Regions from separate parts of the Homo sapiens genome. Here region 2 is linked to region 1. Evidence: read pairs that join two places in POLR2A ChIA-PET (ENCODE). Cell type or tissue: MCF 10A. All regions are shown on one strand.

What was found. ChIA-PET counts read pairs that join two places held together with the same protein. Peaks named below come from ENCODE experiments on the same cell type or tissue, not always from the same donor. Only the 100,000 strongest peaks of a DNase experiment are listed, where the experiment ranks them.
Region 2: POLR2A ChIA-PET joins it to region 1 with 5 read pairs; 2 of 35 experiments call an interaction of 5 or more read pairs at or near these places.

The regions. Positions count from the first base shown.
Region 1 is chr5:167,741,923-167,745,922 of GRCh38, forward strand. All of the region lies in intron 4 of TENM2 (teneurin transmembrane protein 2), which reads left to right. Among named protein-coding and RNA genes, the nearest start is that of TENM2-AS4, 84 kb to the left of the region's middle. In MCF 10A, no CTCF peak of the experiment used is centred here; a DNase peak (open chromatin) is centred at 1,969.
Region 2 is chr5:168,179,666-168,183,665 of GRCh38, forward strand. All of the region lies in intron 15 of TENM2 (teneurin transmembrane protein 2), which reads left to right. Among named protein-coding and RNA genes, the nearest start is that of MIR12125, 16 kb to the left of the region's middle. In MCF 10A, no CTCF peak of the experiment used is centred here; a DNase peak (open chromatin) is centred at 1,866.

The DNA of each region.
Region 1 (4,000 bases):
AAGCCACCCTTTTCTGTTTTGATTGGATGCAGGAACAATGAGTACACACCACACCCAGAGTCCATCCCTTGTCATATCAAGTCCCTCTTTCTTCAAAGACAACCTCCTACCTGTATCTTGCAGATTATTGCCAAAAGAAATATCCTAAGTGGCAATTAATTGCTCTACTTTATCTTCATGAACCTAAACTAACTCTGTCATAAGCCTAGAGTTTTCTTATGCTGAGCTTTTGAAACTTTTCATAATCTGATATTCACTCTTAACTAATTCCCACATTCCCCCAATAATTCCCACTTTTCCAGCCAAGATATTTGGAGCTCACTATCCCCTTAACTTTTATTTTTATCCCCTTAACTTTTGTTTTTATTCCTATAGTGCTTACCCCAGAATTTAAATTTGAATGGAACCACACATATTATTTAACCCAACCTCTACATAGATAAATTAAAAAAAAAAAAACCCTGAAGTTCACAGGCTTAAAGTCAGAAAACTAATTCTAAAAATAGTATTTCCTGATTTTTAAGGTTCTTCACCCAATATATTGTCATTTTTTCTTGCTGTGTATATGTCCATGTGGTTAGTATGTTAGCAGCTCCTATCAGAAACCAATCAACGTTCTCAAACAAAATGGAATTAAGAGAGAGCTTTTGTTGAGTAAACTAGGGAAGAGGAAAAAGGGAAGGAGGCATTGGGCTAAAAGAACTCATGTTTGCAGATTTGAGTATCTGTGTTCCATTCATTCAAATTTGCCATCTGGATCATTAGAATATAAGATGCCTAAGCTTTGGTAGGCTGAAGCAGAAGTATCACTTGAGGCCAGGAGTTTGAGACCAGCCTGGGCAACCTACCTACCATCTCTACCAAAAAAAAAAAAAGAAAGAAAGAAAGACAGAAAATTGGCTGGGCATGGTAGCATGTGCCTATAGTCCCAGCTACTCAGGAGGCTAAGGCAGAAGCACAACTTGAGCCCAGGGGTTTGATGCTGCAGTGAGCTATGATCATGCCACTGCATTCCAGCCTGGGTGCTGGGTGACAGAGTGAGACCTTGTCTTAAAAACAACAACAACAACAACAACAACAACAACAACAACAACAACAAACCACCCATTCTGAGCCGCCATATCGATAATCCAAATCCTTGACTTCCTCTCAACACCGAACAAAACAACATACACACCTACACATGGTTGTCTTTTGTCTTTTAGTATAAGACCTGGGACTACACTTACTGGAGAGCAGCTGAGGCTAGAGTGTAAAAGTCCAATAGTTGTTGACTAATAGTGCCTCAGTGGTAGTTCCAATATGCCAGTTAATGCATAATGTCTCCCCGCATGAAACCTGATCAAAAAGCTTTAAAGCTGCTTGGCCCCTACTGTTTGCAGAGGGAAAACATGGGGACTGAGGGCCTTAGAAGGAGGGGCAATGTGAGCGCATTGAGTGACTGGGCAAGACATCATTAGAAAGACAAAAAGAGACATCATTCTCAAAATGCACTGCGTTGCAAAGAGGCCACGATTCTTAAATGATGTTTAGGGTAACTATTCGAACCGACAAAAAGGCTTATCAAACAATTAAATAAATAAATAAGTTTTTAAAAAGCAGTCTTTTCTTTTTCTTCCCTGTGTTTGAAAACCTTCCCATTAAGAGAACACAATATGCAATGGCAAACACGGCTCAGCCTCATCAGGAAAAGAGAAAATTGTTTGAAATAAACCTCAAAGAGAAAGAAAAAAGCTGTCATTTTCTTTAAGGACACTATTATGTTCTTATTGACAAGACAAAAGAGTAATAAAGTTAAATTATAGCAACTATAAGCTTGATAGTTCGATTGGAGAGAAATAGAGAAACCTTTGCTATTAAAAAGAAAAAGAAAGAAGAAAAAGTAGATCTTTTAATCAGCCCCTACTGAAGCGATGACTACTGACCTTACCCCTCACTGAGAGCATTCTTGAATCTGTTCCAGGGGCAACATTCCTACCTCATTGATACAATCCAGGAATTATGAAACTAGAAGTGAGCTTGAATAATCATTATGCTGGAGTCTCTTATTTTATAATTGGAGAAACCCATGTCTATAGCAGTTAAGTGGCTTGCCTGTGCTCACACAGCTTTTGAATTTCAAGGTTAAATTCTAGAAACCAGCAGAAGCTAAAACTTATTTTCTCCAGACACAGAATCTGTTTATTCAGCCTTATTACAAAATCATCATGCTAACAACAAATTCATGGTGATTATCCTGAAATCTATCTCCAAGCATATTTGGAGATTCTGAGTATACTTACTAAGCTCTTACGGATTCAGGGTCCCAAATTCCTCCTCCCTGTCTGGACTAGGCATCAGGCAGTTGAAGAAAAAGCGTCAGGAGATCCCCATCCTTCCTCACTGCTGTATCTTGATGACAGTCAACATCTCTTACCCACACAGTCTCTTGTTGGAACAGGAACAGTGCCTCTCTGGCCCCTGTTGTGAAAAGAATGAAGCAAAAAGACCCTCCTAGCCATGACTGAGTTATGGGACTCTTCAGAACTGCAGTGAGAGAGGCCAGACACCTTAGAAGTGACAAGTTCTCCCTTGTAATATATAGTAGGAGTTCAGAAAAAGGAAAATGCAATGATTTTTAAGTACTTTGGGCCATTTTCCTCTCTTGCTTCTCTCCTGGAGAAGTCTGGACACGTTTTTATTTGGAAAGGTGCATTGTGACATTTTATATCGTTCCTTCCACCTATTAATAGCTCTGGCCGCCCCAGGTGCTCATTTTCAAGACACCCTCAGAGAAGGGGGACTTCTGGCAGCCACTCTGCAGCTGATAGCTTTGGGGAAATGGCAGGTTTTAATTGATGTATTGTGGACACTGTTCTTTCTTTCTGTCTGTCTCTCTCTAAAACAAAACAAACAAACAAACAAAACAAAACAAAACAAAACAAAAAAACCGTGATGGGTTTAGTATCCTCCTAGGACCTAGGACCTATAGATTTTAATATGTCAATTATTCCCCTTTTATGGGAACTTGTATGTTTGTGACTGACTCATGGTCTTCCAGGTATCTTTTTGTCTCCATGTGACACTGAGCACCAAGTATCAACATCACCTGTCTCTCTTTGAATAAACTTTCTAGACAGGCAACAACCAACAGCCCCTATATAGATGCTCATCAGAACAGCACGTCATATGAATTCTTCTCAAATTGGTGGATTGACTGTTAATCATTACAATGAGATGGAATTGGAAAGTAGGGCTAAAACGCAGGAATGTGAAGTACCAAAATTTCTTATTTAAAAATAGTCCAGGTGGCTACCCCTGATGGAGGCAATGTTGTCCAGGCCCGCATTTCTGCGGACATTGGCTGCTCCAACCATCCTCTATAATTCTGGCTTGTTGCAAGTGCTGCGAAGACAGCAATGTATTTCCCAAGAGCCTCAGAGAATGTTGGCTCTGCCATCTCTGCCCAAAGAAGCCAGTGTCTCCATGCTGGCTATGGTGTGGAGCTCCATCGTAAGCCTTGAGACACTGTTCTCAATATGAAATGTAGGGAGATTTCTTACTGCTGAAGTTCCCCTCGGTATTCTCACACACTTTTTAAAAAATAGCTTTTTGAAGTATAATTCACATACCATAAAATCCACACATTAGAAGCTATTTTTAGCTTTCCACAATTTTCAGCAAATTTATGGAGTTGAACAACCAACAACATCCTCCACTTTTAGAATATTTTCATCATCCAAAAATTCCCTACTGGCCATTTGCTGTTAATCTACTCTACCCCCAGTCCTAGCCAATACTGATCTACTTTTCTTGTCTCTATAAAAGTGAGGTTTCTGGGCATTGCTTATCAATGGGCTTATATAATGTATTACATGATGGTTTGTAGGTTCATCTATGCATAGCATGTATCAGTAGTTCATTCTTTTTATTGCTGAATGGTATTCTGCTGATACAGGTTTACCACGTTTTCTTTATCCAGCAGTTGATGGACATTTGGATTGTTTCCAATTTGGGGCTC
Region 2 (4,000 bases), 440 kb after region 1:
TAGGATTTCGTTCCAGAGTGCAGCAAACAGGGTCCAAAACCCAGTCCTACCACTTAAAAACAGGGTGACCATAGGTGAATTATTTAATCTCGAAGTCTCCCATTTCTCACCTGTAAATAATGATGTTAATAGCACCCAGGATTCTGGTGGTGTCTTAATAAAGGCATGCGTTTAAAGTACCTAACCCAGTGCCAGGCACCCAGGAAGCTCCTCCTGAGCACCAACCATTGGTTCTCATTAGACATGGTTGCCATTAATGTTCCATTGTCTTGCTGACGCCAGGATGTTGTCACCTAGCACAGGGTCCCCACTCTAAAATGCACTGGCCTTGGGAGACACTGGGAGCTGGAGGACAGGGGCTCTGAACTGATATGCTAGTAGTACCGACGTGGTTTGTGTTGGGCCTGATCACCAAAAGCCCTGCACTTTATAGGAAGTCAATCAAGGATGAGACTGCCACTTGTGACTATTGAGTAGATGGAGGTATGGCTGGTCCTTCCAAGAACAAAGCCCCCAAACCTAGAGCCCTATGTTCTCATGAACTGTTTTCCAACGTGCATGGCACTAGATGCAATTGCAGGGAGAGGCTCGGAGCCAGAAGGGTCCATGGTCAGGAAATGCTGCGTACTCCATGACAATATTAAAGACTCATAACGTGTATCCATATATCAAAGCCTCCAGGAAGTCCTGCTGTAAAGTTTAACTTCGTTTAACTGACTCCCAAATTACATTTGATGGCAGATCCTCCCCTCCCACCTCCACTTTTGTGTTTCAGGGAATGCGTATTAACATCCTGCAGGAGACAGAGTTTGGAAAAACTGTTGTAGCCCCTCAGCTGTACTGCTGTGGATATTTGAAGGCTTTTTCTCAGTCACTCAGAACAGAGGTCTCAAGCTTTAGTGAGCAAAATAATCATTCTTGAGAATCTTCTTTAAAATGCAGATTCCCAGCCAGGCACAGTGGTGCACACCTGTCATCCCAGCACTTTGGGAGGCCAAGGCGGGTGAATCACCTGAAGTCAGGAGTTCGAGACCAGCCTGGCCAACATGGTGAAACCCTGTCTCTACTAAAAATAAAAATAAAAAAATTAGCTGGGCATTGTGGCGGGCGCCTGTAATGCCAGCTACTCAGGAGACTAAGGCAGGAGAATCACTTGAACCCAGGAGGCAGAGGTTGCAGTGAGCTGAGATGGCACCATTGCACTCCAGCCTAGGCAACAAAAGTGAGACTCCATCTTAAAATTTAAAAAAAAAAAAAATGCAGGTTCCCAATATTTAGTCTCAGGAATTCAGTACGTCTGGGTTGATGGCATCTTAACACCATACCGGAGCAGGTAGTCAGGGAGCACACCTTCAGCAACGCTGGTTTAAAGCTTAGCCACTGGAAATACGGTGCTCAGAGCAACAACATAGACATCACCTGGGAGCTCATAAATAATGCAGGCTCTCAAACCCCACCTTAGGACACGGGATGAGAATCTACATTTTAACAAGGTCCCTGAGTGATTGTGATGCTCATTAGAATTTGAGAAGCATTGGTTTAAAAGGTTTTGTTGATGGCATTTGTTTTTGGTTTTTGTCCATTAGTTGCTGGTGAAGAACCATTTTTTAAAAATAACTGGACAACACTATAATCCCCTTGTCAAACATTTCCCCCAGTGGCTTCAAGGTACAGTCTATTAAAGAGAGGCCTTACCTGAATCAGATTTCTGCCTTTGGTAGCAGAGCCTTGATTTTCTTAAGCAGCCCGTGCTTTTTTTCCCACATCCATCCTAAAGAGTAGAAAAGCCAGCAAACAGCTTTCACTGGGGCCTCCTCTCTGCCAGATCTCTGGTCAGACATGATTCATCTTCCATGACTAAGTCATAAGAAAGGCCAGAAGGTGCTTTGGTACAACGATCTCTGGACTTGGAAGTCAGAGTCTGACCAAAAGAGTTGGCAAGAAGTAGGAGGAAAACTTCCAACAGGTCTTCTTCCAGAAGGAGTGCAAATACAGTTTTACTTCTTTTTTTTTTTTTTTTTTTTTTTTTGAGACAGAGTCTCGCTTTGTCACCCAGGCTGAAGTGGAGTGATGCAATCTCAGCTCACTGCAACCTCCACCTCCCGAGTTCAAGCGATTCTTCTGCCTCAGCCTCCCAAATAGCTGGGACTACAGGTGTGCACCACCACACCCAGCTAATTTTTGTATTTTTAGTAGAGACGGGGTTTCATCATGTTGGTCAGGCTGGTCTCGAACTCCTGACCTCAGGTGATCCACCTGCCTCAGCCGCCCGAACTGCTGGGATTACCGGCGTGAGCCACCGCACCCAGCCCAGTTTTACTTCTTGCAATATTTGAGAATGGCCGTTGCTCTGTGCAGGGAAGGAGGATGCCTGAGGAGCGACGGTTCATCAGGCAGCCAGGGTATTAATGGCAGGTGAAACCTTCCAAACGAGCATCCTGTCAGCCAATCTATTGCTTTAAAAGGTTCGCAATGCAGGAGACCTTACAGAGGCAATGAAGAACTAATCTCATATTGCCAGGTTAAATCAAGTCAGCCTTGCCTATTCCTTTCACTTCTTAGTTACATCAAGCCCAAATACTTTCAATTATCCTCACTTCCAACTTGTCAGCAGGCGTAGGGTAAAATGCAAATGGAACAGTACCTTTCTCTCGTGGAGAGCAGGAAATATCATTAAGAATAACCTTCATGTATTGAGCTTTGCCTCCATCTTAAGTGCTATACATTCATCATCTCATTTCACACGCACCTTCTTAGAGCACCTCTGTGCATTTCAGTGCAGTCAGCATTATTAAGTCCATTCTATAGATTGGAAAACTGAGCCACAGGAATTCAGTCACGTGCCCAAGATGACACAGCTGATAAATAATAGACCAGGTTTTAAAGCCAGACCATTCTAATTCTAAAGCCCGTGTTTGTTTGCTGTTTTTCAAACTGAGCCAAAAGTCCAGTACCACCCTGGGCAAATGGGGCAGGGCAGGGACCAAGCATTGCATCTCAGCGGGCCCTGAGCTTTGGGATGACTCCCTTGAAATTTTCTAAGTTGCTCCCCAAGTGTCAGGGACTGGCCAGAGTCAGCAATGCTAACTGGGAGGAGCACCTCAGTCCAGACTAGGACCCACGTGAGCCCTGATCCCTGTTCCTCCCCTTCAGGGTGCTCTTTTTTTTTTTTTTTTTTTTTTTGAGACAGAGTCTCACCCTGTCACCCAGCCTGGAGTGCAGTGATGCAATTGGGCCTCACTGCAACCTCCGCCTCCCGCGTTCAAGCGATTCTTCTGCCTCAGCCTCCCGAGTAGCCAGAACCACAAGTGCGCGCCACCATGCCTGGCTAATTTTTGTAGTTTTTAATAGAGATGGGGTTTCACCATGTTGGCCAGGCTGGTCTTGAACTCCTGACCTCATGATCCACCCGCCTCGGCTTCTCAAAGTGCTGGGATTACAGGCGTGAGCCACCGCCCCCGGCCCAGGGTACTCTTTGACCCTCTGCCACCCCTCACCCCCACTCCTGTGCATGTAGGGTCAATAAGATGCCCCAAATTGTTTTGGCATTTGCATCTATGGGATATCCTAAGGCCTAACGGCCAGCCCCAGTTCCAGCAGGCAGCCTAGCAAGCACTGGCCAAAGGACTCTCTCTTTTGCAAACCAAGCTTCCAGAATGGTGCTGACCTGCTGATTTGGGGTGACTCAAATTGTTTATATAGCCAGGGGCCCAGCACAAAAAAAAAAATGCCCTTTGACTGGGGTGCTGCATACCTTAGGCATGCCCTGCAGGAGTTTACCTCAAAACAAACTAACTCCCAAGGCAAAACCAATCCTATGGTTCCCCCTTTTTACTCAGGAAACTCTTTCCATCTCTATCTCAAATTCAGCAGGAGCCTTTGGCCTTTGCTGGCCAGCATTAAGTGCCCTCCAGGACCCCTGCACCTTCTTCATTTCCATCACGAACAACCAGATTTCATCTTTCTTGCCCCAACTTATTGCTTCTTCCCTCCTTTTTAT